2 separate regions of the Homo sapiens genome follow, and region 2 is linked to region 1. A link is a contact called in ENCODE Hi-C or POLR2A ChIA-PET data. All regions are on one chromosome and are shown on one strand. The core of a region is the stretch at or near the end of the contact, and the rest is flanking DNA. Distances in the headings are between cores, read along the strand shown.

Region 1 (7,371 bases), core at 1,542-4,041:
AGCCACAGTCTGCCAAACTTGGCCTCAGTTATAAAGCTAAAGGAATCAGCCAGAGAGAGGGGGAGTCAATCACAACAAAGTCACCAGTCTGAGCCCCCATCCCACTTCTACCCCTGCGGCCTAGACTGGCCATTTCAGCAAACTGCCTAGTGATTCTGCAAGGGAATTTTCACAGCCTTGGCGGGTCGGACTCAGATGGGCATTCTTATCTGGATGCTTTGGACTTGGCTAAGTGGCCCAGAGATAAACCCTTAAGAACTAGTGCCTGTGCTTACGCCACCTCCAATTCTAGCTACTATGTGTTCTTTTGGTTCTAAAGGGGCAGTTGGCTCAGGTGAAAACCAGGAATGTCCCTTGGAAGGCAGGAGCAAACAGCCTCAGGACGAACTTTGAAACTATGTAGGTCCTCTGAGGGCAGCCCCAGGGGCCCCATGGTAGCAAAAGGTAGGCCTAGCCAAAGGCTGGGCAAAGCAGGAGCAGGGAGAGCTCCATCCCCCTGGCCATCGCTCCAGGTATCCTGGGAGGCCTCTGCCCAGCACACTAAGTGTCTGCATCTGGCAAAAGAGGGCTTGCTCCTGCCCCATGGAGCTCTCTCCTATTTCTGCTTCTCAAAAAAAAACAGGTGACCAGATGCCTTCTTAATGTCAATATTGCTCATGTTCTCTCCTACAAAAGAGGCCACATAGAAAGAAAGTCTACCCAGCTGTACCCATAAGCAGGAGTGGGACCAAATGGCTACTTGTTCTCAGGAAATTCAGAGCCTTAAAGAGTTAGTTAGGAGAGGCCAGAATGCCGCTGTGTCGTTTGTTTGCTTTGTTTTTAAGGATCTACAGGAGGTAGTTTTCCATAAACTAGGAAGCTAAGTTAACTATGCAAACACAAGCAGGGTGGGCAATGTGAACTGGCCGTTTTAATGTATTTGTACCCGCACGTCCTTGCACAAAAGATCCAAGGCTGCGCGGAGTAATTGCTATTAGAATAGTGGGCATGGTCCCTACCGCCGCAGGTTCGGACCTTCAAAGTGACAATTTATGGATGCTCCCTGGCGCTCCAGCGCAGGGGAAGCCCACTCTGAAGACGCCCTCCCCACCCCCTCCTCTCCTTCCTTCCGACTCAGGAGAGCTCGACACGCCGGATAGCTGCGGCCAGCCGTGGCCATCCTGGCCCCCCGCCTCCGCCTTCCCCACTCCCGCGTGCAGCCGGGACACGGGAAAGGAAAGCTTTGGAAGTCAAGCGCCGGCCAAAAGATGACCTGCCCGCGTGTCTCCTCGCCCCCTCCCCCAGCCGTGTCACATGGCGGCCCCAACCAGGCGGGCAGTGCGCCCCGCCGCGGAGACCCAGGGCCGCGTCGCCTGGGCAGTGGGTGATGAAACTTCCCAGGCGCATTACCGCAGAGGGCGCGGGCGGGGCGCGGGGCGGGGGTGGGGGATCGAGAGCTGGTACCGGGGCTCACCTGTTCTCCAGGAGGAGGGTGGGGACGGGGGGAGGGGCGAGTGCGCGCCAACGCCGGGTGCGTGCCCTGGGGCGCTTGGGCGCGGCGCTCGTGTCCCCGCCCTCCCCCAGCCCTGCGAGCCCCCCGAGCTGCGCCGTGGGGTGACGGGACCGAGAGCAGTTCCTGTCCCCGGCCCCGGCGCGGGGGAGACGTGAGCGTGCACACGTACACACACAGCAGGGGAAGAGGCGCTCCAAGCGGCGCCCAACTTTCTCCTTCCCTCCACGGGCCGGGTGAGAAAGTAGCCGGGGGCTATCCCGACCCGGCGGTTCTTGGGGAGGGGGCCGAACAAGAAAAGGGAGGAGATGGAGATAACTTCCCCGGATTTAGCTTTTTTGTCTTTGTTTTTGTTCTCACCACTTCCATCGGATGACTGGAGAGTAAAAGGGAACCCGGAGCGGGGTGGCGAGCAGCGCTTTGAGAAAATGCAGGAGTGTGTTTGGAGACGCGTAAAGTTGCCTTTCAAGCTCTGGCCTCCGGGCACGCGATGCTCCGCGGCGGGCTGACTCAGGGCTGCCTTGGGCCTCCCTGCCACCCTCCTGGAAATGATGCAAGTCCTGACTGTCACCTGGATCCCTGCAGCCCAGCCTGGAATGCGTCTGGATTAGGGGAAAGACGAGAAACGACACTCCAGGTGTTGCACGGCCCACCAAAGCGGGAAGATAGGGCAGTTGCTCAGACCAAATACTGTATCTAGTGCTTCTGCTCCTATCTTCAATCGTGGGGTTCTTTTTAATGCAAAGTGTCACAAGGCCAGGAATTCCCATGTGTGCTCAGTTGGCCCACAGCATCATTGTGCCTAGGAAACTGCTTCAATTTATCAAGTCCTCTGGGCTGGGAATCTCACTGAATTCCAAACGGCGGAAAGAGGAAACTTTCCCAACCCGATGTGGGTGTGACGCGAGCCAGGGGCCCCAGGGACACTGTCCCAGAGCACACCGTCCCCCTTTAACAGCAACTGGAGCTTGGATTCGCTCTTATATTGTACAGTCCTTTCGACCATTGCCCTGGAGCACCCGCACACGCGCACGCATCTCCGGCCGCGCTCACACACACTCATACACACGCACGCAAACGCGTGGCCGCCGCCAGGTCGGCAACTTTGTCCGGCGCTCCCAGCGGCGCTCGGCTTCCTCCTGTAGTAGTTGAGCGCAGGCCCCGCCTCCCGGCCGTGTTGTCAAAAGGGCCGGGGTCTCGGATTGGTCCAGCCGCCGGGACAACACCTGCTCGACTCCTTCATTCAAGTGACACCAGAGCTTCCAGGGATATTTGAGGCACCATCCCTGCCATTGCCGGGCACTCGCGGCGCTGCTAACGGCCTGGTCACATGCTCTCCGGAGAGCTACGGGAGGGCGCTGGGTAACCTCTATCCGAGCCGCGGCCGCGAGGAGGAGGGAAAAGGCGAGCAAAAAGGAAGAGTGGGAGGAGGAGGGGAAGCGGCGAAGGAGGAAGAGGAGGAGGAGGAAGAGGGGAGCACAAAGGATCCAGGTCTCCCGACGGGAGGTTAATACCAAGAACCATGTGTGCCGAGCGGCTGGGCCAGTTCATGACCCTGGCTTTGGTGTTGGCCACCTTTGACCCGGCGCGGGGGACCGACGCCACCAACCCACCCGAGGGTCCCCAAGACAGGAGCTCCCAGCAGAAAGGCCGCCTGTCCCTGCAGAATACAGGTAAGTGCATGTGCCCCCGCAGCCGGGAGCTACTGGGAGAGGACACCGTGCACCCACGCGGCGCGCCCCAGGCGTTTCGCCGGGAGCCAGGCGCCCACCCAGGGCCACGCAAACTCTTGGGATGGCACGGGACGTGCAAAGGGAAGCGCGAGGCAAGGCGAGGTCCGCGCCGGGCTCCGAGGGCCCGGAATCTGCACGTGCTAGCAGGGTGATGAAATGGCTGGGGCAGGACTTGTTGCTGTCCTCCCCAGGGTCGAGGGGAAATGAAGCAGCGTCTGACGCTGCCAGCGCCAGCCCCCGCCCCCGAATCCCGGGTCCGGTGCAAAGCGCGCTTCATCCCGGCCGGCACGCGGGAGGCCCAGAGGGTCCCCGGAGCTGGGCTGCGCCCTGCGCCCGGAGAACTTCTCTTCCTGGCCTGCCGGCCTCAGTAAGGGTGCCGCGTCTTCCCCCTCCTCAAAAGATGCCCGACATCCCAGAACTTTGCCGGCGAGACAAATGGCATTGCGAACTTTCCCCCTGGGGGCACTGCTTTCGGAAGGGAGCGTGAGGGCAGCGCAAAGCGTACCTCCGCGGTGCTGCCGCCATCCCCAGCTCCTGGCCAGGTCAGCAAGCCAAGAAATGGTGACACGACCCGAACCGTGCGCCTCCTCTGCTCTACCGGCTCTTGGCTCACCGGCAAGCTGCAAAGCAGAGCCAGGCGTGCAGGGCACGGGGCTGGCCCTTTTCCCAGCTCGGAAAGAGAAAGAAAATCTGCCTACAGCTCCTTCGCTCCACGACCCCTCCCCCGACTTTGGGGGGCCGTGTGAACGCGGCAGCGGCGGCGTGCGTGCGCTCACCGCACGAGCTGGAATGCACGAGTGCCCATTAGGGACGCCCCAAGTGAGTGAATGGCGGCCCTGTGCGGTCCTGCCCCGGCGGCGCGTGGGGTCTTACGGATCCTGTCGCCTCCACATGCTGGGGCCGGCACCCCCACCACCCCGAGACCCTCGCCCACCCTCCCCCTCCTCTGGCGCTTCCTCTGAGAACTGAACCTGATTCTCGGTGGTCGGTGACCCTCAACAATACACGCCCCTCATTCTCTGGCTAGATTTAATCTGATGCGGGTTATCTGCTCCGACCCCGCCCTTCTTCCAAAATATACTTTTCTGATGTAATTTTGTGGTTGATTTAAATCAGAGACTTGGGTAGTGGAAAGGGAGGGAAGAGGCTTTGCACGCTGCAGCCTGACAGTTAACTCCCTCCGTCTGCCCCTTCCGAGAGAGGACTGGGGGCCACATTCGGTGAAGGGCTGCAAGCTTCCTCCCGGGCTGCGGGAATTCTAGGGGATTGGGTGATACCTCACCCGGATCCCTAATTAAAAGGAGCCTGCAACCTCTGATAGTGGCGTTTCTGAAGGCTCGCCCCCAGCTGACTCCACTCCTAAGCCTGCTCGCCAACCGCAGCTTCCCTAGCTGGTATTTTAATGCGAAGGGTTGGGAGGCACTGCCTTAATAGGAATTTTGTTTTGATTTTTAGGTGTTGAATCATAAAGCTGAATTGAAACTGCTTTTTAGATGCTGTCATTTGGGGGTCAGGAAGCAAATGGCTGTGATTTAATAGCAGCAACTTCTACAGATCAAGTAGAGAAGGGTACTTCATTGATGAAGTACAGTCTTCGACTCAAAATTTTATTTTTGTCTGTGGGTTTAAAAAGCGGAAATATATTTTGCTCTCAAACTAAGTATTCCCACAAATACTTTAATAAAATGGAAAGGATGAAAAGGAGGAATGCTCAGACCAGCCTTCTGGTTGTAATTTTTGTAATTTTTCGGCTCTTTTCTACAAATATTTACAAATAGAGATATTTTTCATGAGTAGATTAAAGGACGAAATTTTGTTTCCCAGGCTTTTTAGGTCCTGAAATAGTCATTACTAAGTCTTTTTTCCTCCTTAAATTTTCCTTTAGTTGTTAACTTTTATTTCAAATGACCTCTCTGCATTGCCCAGCATGGGTTAGAGTTTTGTATATATTTGTATGTGATTTTCCTTTTAGCGGAGATCCAGCACTGTTTGGTCAACGCTGGCGATGTGGGGTGTGGCGTGTTTGAATGTTTCGAGAACAACTCTTGTGAGATTCGGGGCTTACATGGGATTTGCATGACTTTTCTGCACAACGCTGGAAAATTTGATGCCCAGGTAAAAATCCATCCAGAGCATGAAGAATGTTTGGGGTGAGCATACATGATTGAAACGTTCATTGGAAAGCCTTGTTAACCAACTTCCTTTGCTGTTCCTTGTGGTGTGTTTTAGTGCTTGCAAGCGACAGTCTAGGTATAAAACATTATGCCAGTGTCTCCCTTCTGCACTCATAAGCTGTGTCTACACAGGCAGGGTGGACTGGAGACCAATGTCATAATAAACGATAAACACCTTGTAAGGGGACACGCTGTGTCTGGCCACCCAGAACTCAGTCTCCAAAGCCCACTGCATGAGAGGCAGGGGCAGGAACCCCCAATTATACATTTCAGAAGTCATTTCACCTACTAGGAAAATGAGACACAAAGTATGTAGAAATCCGTCATGTGGTGTGTGGGCAGCCAACCCGAATAACTCAGGACCTCCAAAAGAGCAGACTTCTATTCCTCCTGAGTAGCAGATCTTTCTCTCCCAAGCTGACCGGTCGAAACCCTGATTGAGTCCTTCAGTTCCACACTTTCCTTTTGCTCTATATGATAAATATAGTCAGGGCCTGACCCACTTCGGTTATCCCAGGGTCCCAAGGGGAACGCGGAGTTGCTGCTCAGGGCAAGGCAGGAACACAACAAGCAACATATGGCTCCAGTGCCAACAACGCAAATACATTTTTAGATGGCATGTGGCATCAGACTCACCTTCTTCGTGTTCTCCCTGGCCACTTATATGCCCTGTTGAAACGCCCTGTTACTATATCTCAGAAACGTCTCTCCTGCTTCATTGGAGAGCAATGCCAACATTTGGAGGTGGCCATCAGCTTAGGTGAGATTTATGGATGTCACCAGTCCCCATCCACTGACATATAGTAGTGAGCCTGACAAAGCAGTGCCTGGGAACAAGGAGGGGAGGCGAAGACGGGGCTGGCAGCCTAAACTGCAGAGGATGTGCGGTGTGGCCAGAGGGGAAACTGAAACCAGGGAAGGAAAGAGGTAGAACTTTGAACTCCTTGAGGCTCCCTAATAAAGCATCACTCTGGATTAACGGGAATTAGGAAACGTAATAGGAAATCCGGAGGAAAGACGTGTATTTAAGGGCAATCCCACAGGATGTCAGGGAAGAATACCAAGAACAGATTGCCACAGCCCTCGCATAAATTCATCTTCCTCTTTTTTTTCCCAACCAACAGGAATACGTTCTCAAGTTAGAGACATCCCTTTCAAGTTGATGCTCAGCACATAACTGCTTAATAAACGGGCACACCCTGCCCTCCATTCTGTTTGGCTCTGGCTGGAGAGTCAAAAGAGAGGGGGCCACGGGGAGGCCATGCGGGCCACATGGTTTTTCAGAGATCAGACGCTATCTGTAGACATTTCTATGGCTGCTAAAGACAAAACCAAAATAAATGTGCTGGCTGGCTTCCCACTTCCAACCTAAACCCATTTACTTTCTCAACTCAGTGACTTCCGGGCCTGTCTAAAAACAGAGGGGTGACCTCTCCGACGACAGCTAGTTTCTATAGTAATGTGGGGTGCGGGGATTCCCGGGTAGGCATCCCACAATGCCTCCGGGCTGCGCGAGGTTGATAAGGGAGCAGCACCGAGCTCGCCTCCACACCCCCAACAGCTGTCTCCTTTCTAGGATAAGCACAATCAGACGGGGTTGCCAGGAAAGAGAACTGCAGGCCAGATGTATGCCTGGCTGCCTTCGCCACTCGGAGGCAGGGAGCGTGGGGGAGGGGCCGCCAGTGCGGCAGTTCAGACTCCAGATGCTGCCAGGCAGGGTGCCAGGCCAGCCTTTTAGAGGCAATAATCCGAACAGTTTAAAGGAGTAGAGTCATTTTCAAAAAGGAAAAGAGCGCTCTTCCTGGTAGGGTAGGAGGAGACAAGGGTATGGATTTGGGGCGTGGGAGGCACGGAGGCAGAAAGGGAGGTACAATCAGCAATCAATCTCGGTGTCGCCCCTGGAATCAAGGGAAAAAGGAAACGTGTGAGATTTGGACATGCAGGCACCTTCCACTTAGGGAAGACTGCTTGTGAG
Region 2 (7,371 bases), core at 3,563-6,062, 230 kb before region 1:
TTTGACTTCTACATGCTTTTTCCAAGAAAGCTATTGCAGGGTGTGCTCTACCAAATGAGGGAAGAAACCAAGGAGGAAAAAAGGAAGAGAATGCCATATGTGTTAATTTCCTAGGGTTTTGTTGTTTTCCACAACAAAGTCCGACAAACTGAGTGGTTTAAAACAACTCAGTTTTAAACAGATTCTAGTCCAGAGACTAGAAATCTGAAATCGTGGTAGCAGCAAGTCCACACTCCATCTGTGGCTTCTAGGGAAAGATCCTTTCTTGCCTCTTTCATCTTCTGTGGGGCCCACGCATTCCTTGGCTTATGGCAACAGAACTGCAGTCCCTGCCTTCTCTCTTCACATGGCTGATGGCTGTCTTCCGTCTGTGTCTTCACATGGTGTTCCCTCTGTGTGTATCTGGCTCTGTGTCTCTTTTCTTCTTGTAAGGACACCAATCATATTGGATTAAGGGCCCACCCTACAACTGCATGACCTCATTTTATTTAATTACATTGACAATGATCTTATTTCCAAATAATGTCACATTCTGAGCTTCTGGGAAGGATATGAGTTCTTGGGAGACAATATTCACCCACTACAACGTACAGAAACAAGAGGTGAGAGGAAGTGCTGGGTTAAGGGTGAAGCATTAGCCCAGGCTGACAGCTGTACAGGGGTGGAGATGAACTAGCCCAGACCGAGCAGGTGAGATTTCTTCAGGAAGGTGAAATTGAAAGAATTTATGAGAATGGGAACACGGAAAGGAGCTTTAGGAGATGAATTCTTAAGTACAGAGAAAACTGAGCAAAAAAAAAAAAATAGTAACAATAACAAGGCAATTTTTAATTCCAGGGAAAATAAAAGATTGGCTCAGGCATAGTTCTGCCAAGCATATATAAAGCTCTGTAAGAAACAATGAATACTGGCCGGGCGCGGTGGCTCACGCCTGTAATCCCAGCACTTTGGGAGGCCGAGGCGGGTGGATCACGAGGTCAGGAGATCAAGACCATCCTGGCCAACACAGTGAAACCCCATCTCTACTAAAAATACAAAAAATTAGCTGGGCATGGTGGCGGGCGCCTGTAGTCCCAGCTACTCAGGAGGCTGAGACAGGAGAATGGCGTGAACTGAGGCGGCGGAGGTTGCAGTGAGCTGAGATTGTGCCACTGCACTCCAGCCTGGGCAACAGAGCGAGACTCTGTCTCAAAAAAAAAAAAAAAAAAAAAAAAAAAACAAAGAATACTTCTCAAGCCAAAATTACAATATAAATATAAGGAGAAAGTGGGGGGATGGGAAGTCTTAAGGTAGAAGTGGAAGGAGGAGTGATAAGCCCTGTCTTCCACAGTGGCAAGTTAATGGGTAATACCAAAAATGAAAAAGCGGGAAACAGCAATTCAACCATATATAGAGATAGGGAGTGAACACTAAAAGAGTCGTAAACATTGTTCCTGGAGATGGGAAAATGGGAGGGAGGAAAACTGAGGAATGTAATTTGTCTTAACAAACCTTGTAAAACTAGTTGAACTACACATATTAGACAAAAGCAAAATGAGAATAAAAGGCACACACTGGACCAAATTATAGACAGCATTGTGCATTATAGCCTACGCCATAAGTACATATTCTTATTAAAATATTCTGTGGTGAAACTCTAAAGTCGGCTAACATGGTTCTCAGTCAAAGGCAATTTTGCCACTGCCTTCCTCCCACCCCTGACTCAGGGCACATTTGCTGATGTCTAGAGGCATTCTTCATAGTCACAGCTGGGGATGGGGGTGCTACTGGTGTCTAGTGGGTAGAGACCAGGGACACTGCTAACCATCTTACAAGGCACAGGACAGCCCCCCACAATAAAGAATTAAGTGCACAAAATGTCAATAGTGCCAAACTTGAGAAACTCCTGCTTAATGGGTGTGTGCCCTGCAGACTGCTGGGAAGATAAACCTTAAAATCCTGAAAGTGAAGACATCATGGGAAGGCTGACTAACCTAGATTTTGGGGTGGCTTTAAAATGCCTACAGATTCTTTGATACTCCTCTCCTCAAAAGATGGGTTCTAATTTCACTCTCCTCCAGTGTGGGCTAGGCTTAGTAACTTACTCTTTTTTTTTTTTTTTTTTTGTGATCAGTCTCACTCTGTCGCCCAGGCTGGAGTGCGGTGGCGTGATCTCGGCTCACTGCAACATCCATCTCCTGGGTTCAAGCGATTCTCCTGCCTCAGCCTCCCAAGTAGCTGAGATTACAGGTGCGCGCCACCACACCCAGCTAATTTTTGTATTTTTTGTAGAGACGGGGTTTCACCATGTTGGCCAGGCTGGTCCTGAACTCCTGACCTCAGGTGATCCTCCTACCTCAGCCTCCCAAAGTGCTGGGATTACAGGTGTGAGCCACTGCGCCTGGCCAAGACTTAGTAACTTATTTCCAATAAACAGAGTAAAGTGGGACTGATCATGCAGACCTCAGGGACTAGGTGCTGAAAAGCCAGGTGAGGCCGATTTCAAAATCCACACTAATGACCCTGCGCCACCCCGCATCTCTTTGTAGAACATTTATTTACATTCCTTGAGATTGCTTGAATTCTTTCCCCTCTGTCTTCTCACTAAGAACTCTGCCAGTGCTCCCCCTGCCCCCCATACACACACATGCTTTTAAAAATGCCCTTTATTATTGTTCTTTCCTGAAACTTAGTGTCTACATATTTCACTAGGGAGACTCAGAAAGCCCTTAGAGGAGTTGAATGCAGGAACTGTGAATTTAAAGTTTCTTCAAGACTCTTCCTCGTTCTCTTTCCCCTGGGTCTAGATGTGCAGCGATTCTGCCTGGCGACCTTCCTTCTCTCTCCGCATTCCCCGCCCCTCCGGAGCTCCATCTCTTCTGGCCAGAGTCCCGCATTCTCTCAGCCCCATTCCCCCTGGAAAGTGTGGAGTCTCCCTTGATATTGACACCCGTCATGGGGCTGTGCAGCTGTTCCCATGCAGCCAGCCTGAAGGCCTTCCAGACAGTGCTTGCATTCACCCACCCTCTGCATGGCACAGCCTGGCAGCTCCACAGGGCCTGGCACCCCAGGACTGTGGCTGAGGGTGGGGGTGCAAACTGGCATCTATGCTTCTTCTCCACCCCCACTCCTGACTCCCTAAATGTCTAGTAATTGAGAGTTAATAGCTAAGAAAGACAAGTACTTCCTTCCTGTGATCTAGAATGAACTGGGGGTGGGAGTGGGAAGATATTACATCTTTTTTTTTTCTTTGTGGTTGTAGATAACTATTCTCATCATATTATTTAGGTCTCATTTTGTTTGAGTGGCATAAATCCAATTCCGATTGGATTTGGCAGAAAGGGGAGTTTAATAACAGGGTATCAGGGTAAGCTCTAAGTAAGCTGAAGAAAGAGCAGGGATGCTGCCAGATGGGGTCGCCATGTACAGTTGTGCAGGCTGCATGCTGCACAACCCCAATGGCCACTATCTCACAGTGGCCAGATGAAGGGCACTTCCTGGAGCTATGCAGGATACAACTTGTCTAGCTATTCTGTGTCTCTACTCCAGGCTTCAGAAATAACTGAAAGCAGGGTCTCAAATGCTACCAAGACCCTGTCTGCATCTCTGAAATCAGCTTCTCCCTGGGTACTGGCGAAATCCCTCTCCCTGAAGAATGGTTTCATTTGGCTTAGCCTGAATCCAATTCCCATCCTGGACCCATTGTCTCTGCCTAGCAGGAGGCAAGAGATTTAAGAGCCTGGCCTCTGGGAATTTAAAGCTTTCAACCTCTACTTACTTGTCTTTATTTTCGGAACCTCCAGAGCCTTTCAGGCGCTAAGTAGCCAACAGTAGATGGGATGATGTGGAAGTAAAATTGCTACAACTCAGGAGTGGGTGTGAATTCAGCTAACCTCCTCCAGGACGTTCATCTGATGGGGCCTGAAGAGTTTTGGCAAAGTGGGAGCTACTCACCTATTTTGAGTATTCGGGGGGACCTTGTGATCCTTGCGCAGACATCTCCCAAGCTCCCTGTCTTGAAAGCAAAAGACACCAATTATCCCAAAGTAAGTGCCCAAGTAAGTGAGAGATGCTTGGGAACTGCCTCTCTCAAGGGGTCAGAGAGAAGAAACAACACTCTGGTTATGGTAAAGTTCTCTTTCTTCTGCCCGCTCCTGTTTTGTTTCTCCCCCAAGACAAGTTAGGCCGATGCACCCCTCTTGCCCTTTCTAGCCCCGATAGGACCCTCTTCATTCCTTTTAGAACCCCCAGCCTTTCACCCCAACTCCGATCAGCCACCGTGGCTCAGTAGTTTGAACATTAAAGCCAGGGAGAGACTCTCTGGGTGTCATGAAATCAAGGGGTTACCCTGAAAGGGCCAGGGGCGGGAGGTGTGTGGAATGAGGGAAAACAAATACAGCTGCCACGTGCCCTAAATGTTCTTGGATCATTTAATCCACACCTAACAAGGGAGTGCACGACTATTAATGACCAAAATAAATAGTAATCAATTATGATGATGGTAATTATGCTTTTGAAATTAGTCTGGGAAAGGATGACCGAGGCAATTTTTTATTCCAGCTCGGGAAAATGGGACGCCAGCTGGGGCTAATAAGAGCTTTCATTAAGACACTGAGATTCATCCAGGGCTGCGAAGAAAGCCCTCTCTGTCCCGAGGCCCGGCCTGGCCCTGACATGCCTTCTGCTTTTTAACAAGAACTGAAAGGTGGCGAGACAGTTCTTGCCTTGGCAGGGGGCGAAGTCGGCCTCTGAAAAGGCAGTGATTATTCTCCACGGCGCAGCGTGGGGAGTTTCGTTTCTTTGGCCTCCGGTCTCCACACGCTGGGGTTCCAGCACGGGTGATGTGTGCCTGGAGCCGATGGCGCCCGCGGGCTGCGGATGACCCCGGGCAGAGGGTCTGGCAAGGCAGGACGCGCCGGGCAGTTCGCAGGGACTGGCTGGGCAGGGAGACAGAGGGAGGAAAAAAAATGTGGTTTCTGTAAAAGGGGCTGTGTGTCCTTCCTCGCCTCGGGTTGCCCCAAGAGCTGCTGCCGAGATGGTCACTAATATTTACCTGCCAGCCCTTCCATCCCAGAGAGCATATTTACCCAGGCACAGGCAGCCCCGCCTCTTCACTCTGCTCCTGCATGCCCGGCGCCCTTGGGTCTTTCATGGAAGTCCTCTGCTGCTGGCTCCTGCCTCAGTTTCCCTCTCTGCCTCACTCTTTTTCTCTCTCTGTCTCTCTGCCTCTTTCTCTGCTTCTCTCTTGCTATTTAGAAACTAAAGAAGGCTTCTCACTTAGCCACCCAGTAGCACAGTCAACAGTTGTAGGGTTGGTGGGAGTAAAATCCCCTTCTCCCTCTTTTTAGTCCTGATAGAGACAATGAACAGGAGGCTCACCATCTAAACATAGATCCCAGTCTCAGCTTAATTCGAAGGCTCTCAGTCAAGAGTGAGTCCCCTTCCTTGGTCCCCCTACCCCAGGGACGTGGGAATTTTGCTTGTCATAACTGGGGTGGCAGATGCTACTGGCATCTAGTGGATAGAGAGGGATGCTGCTAGACACCCCACGATGCACACAACGAAGTATTAGCCCACGCAGAATGTCAATAGTGCAGGCTTAAGGGCTAAGTAAGCATCTAATCACCCCCTCACAGGCTGGCCTCCTGGAAGACTGTGTTGGGGGTGTGAGATCCTGAAGGCAACGTCCATAGCAGAGATCTCAGGAAGAAAACAGGGCCAGCCAGAGGCCTGGCCGCAGCCAGCGAAGTCAGCCAAGACAGTGACTCTGTCCCCTGGGAACAACACTGGCCAGTCAGATTAGCAGCTCCAGAGAAACTAAGGCATGTTTCCAGGGAAACTAAGGTAACAAGAGAAGATTGCAGAAGCTCTCTTCCTAACACCTCTGCAGGAGGTAGGAAGCTCCTCTTGTGTGGAAGAGAAGGACTTAGGGAGAGGAGAAAAGGGGGTTCCTTTCTAAGCCAGTTCAGGCTGATGTATGCTCAGAGTCTGGTGGACTCAGGAGACCCTCCCACGTGGCTCAGCGATGGCCTGGAGCTGGGAACAATCCTGAAAACATTGCCCTGTTCTCAACATTTATTTGGCAGCGGTATGTAAGGCTTGTGCCAGGTGGTCTGCCAGCTCTAATTCCATCCATAGGACAGGCTGCAAGATTTTCATTTCCACTTTACAGATGAGGCAACCATGGCTCAGGAAGATTAAGTGTCTTGACTTGAGGCCATTCGGCAAGCTGTGGGGGAGGTGGGGTAGGAACTGAGTCTCACATGAGATCACTCGGAGCCTCCCTGTAATCTGTATCTAAGGACTAGAGACCCAGAGGGGACTAGAGACAACAACATTGGTGGGTGGACTGAAGTGTGAGGCAGCAAAGTGAGCTCTAAAAGAGCCTAGGTGCTCTGGTCCAGGAAGATCTCGGCTGAGAGCAGCGAGGTCCAAGGTCTGAACTACATGAGGATCGTGGAGAGAGTGGACACAAACTCCATCACCAAATCTCCCATATCACAAATCTAAGTTGCACCCTTTGAATCTTTGACTAGGTCTCTGAGAGAGTAATCTTGTAGAACTCTTCAACTCAAAATCACTGTCAAAAATAGAGCTTATTGGCCGGGCGCAGTGGCTCACGCATGTAATCCCAGCACTTTTGGAGGCCAAGGCCAGCGGATCACCTGAGCTCAGGAGTTCGAGAGCAACCTGACCAACCTGGTGAAACCCTGTCTCTATTAAAAATACAAAAATGAGCTGGCTGTGCTGGCAGGTGCCTGTAATCCCAGCTACTTGGGAGGCTGAGGCAGAAGAATCGCTTGAACCTGGGAGGCAGAGGTTGCACTAAGCCAAGATCGCGCCACTGCACTCCAGCCTGGGCGACAAGAGTAAAACTCCATCTCAAAAAAAAAAAAAATTGAGTTTATTTAGACTGCACTTAAATCCTAGAGATTTGGGTGATGAGGGCAGGGATGATCCTGTACTGAGTGCCAACTATGCGGGAGGTGCTCTATAGACCTACACACAGATGAATTCATTACCTCTTCCCAGAATCCTACGAGGTACTGTGAGCCCCAGTTTTTCAGACCAGGGAACTGAGCTTCATAGAAGTTATATAATTTGTCCAGTGTTCCCCAGCCAGGTACGTAGCTGGTGACACTGGCATGTACCTGAGCATAATCCCCTGGTGCTAGGTGGTGTCCATCATTATCAAGCGGTACTGGGCTATAATGGAGACAAAGCCCCATTGGAGCTTCTGTCAGGGAAGATCCTCGAAGGATCCCACGACACTCCCCCTCCAACCCTGTGTGCTTCTGTCAGAGACAAAATCCTGAGGTACACACCCAGTAAGCCCTATTAGTAAGGCAGATGTTGGCTTCTAAAAAGCCCACACACACCAGGGTGACGCTG

What was found. Hi-C counts contacts between places; a loop is a spot of excess contacts on that map. ChIA-PET counts read pairs that join two places held with the same protein, here RNA polymerase II (POLR2A). Pooled maps may share reads with other maps.
Region 2: a loop to region 1 is called in a map of Caco-2, with 6 times the contacts of the local background. The contact joins the enhancer-like site here to the promoter of STC2 in region 1. A Hi-C loop is called at or near these places in 1 of 168 maps with a recorded cell type or tissue (Caco-2) and 1 of 50 pooled maps. POLR2A ChIA-PET finds 5 or more read pairs at or near these places in 3 of 52 experiments (H1, MCF 10A and WTC11).

The regions. Positions count from the first base shown.
Region 1 is chr5:173,323,834-173,331,204 of GRCh38, reverse strand. It overlaps STC2 (stanniocalcin 2), which reads left to right and starts at 2,791. Exons shown (of 4, transcript NM_003714.3): 1 at 2,791-3,162; 2 at 5,195-5,337. The coding sequence starts at 3,012. It overlaps LOC124901137 (a long non-coding RNA gene), which reads right to left and starts at 2,606. Exons shown (of 2, transcript XR_007059056.1): 1 at 1,454-2,606. RefSeq lists a silencer at 1,378-1,597 and an enhancer at 6,962-7,371.
Region 2 is chr5:173,552,877-173,560,247 of GRCh38, reverse strand. LOC105377733 (a long non-coding RNA gene) reads right to left here. Exons shown (of 3, transcript XR_941247.2): 3 at 4,715-4,916. Among named protein-coding and RNA genes, the nearest start is that of LINC02995, 23 kb to the left of the region's middle. RefSeq lists an enhancer at 3,227-3,955. Within about 2 kb of position 4,812, at least 4 of the 41 ENCODE cell types and tissues checked have a DNase peak (open chromatin) inside an H3K27ac peak, as active enhancers do.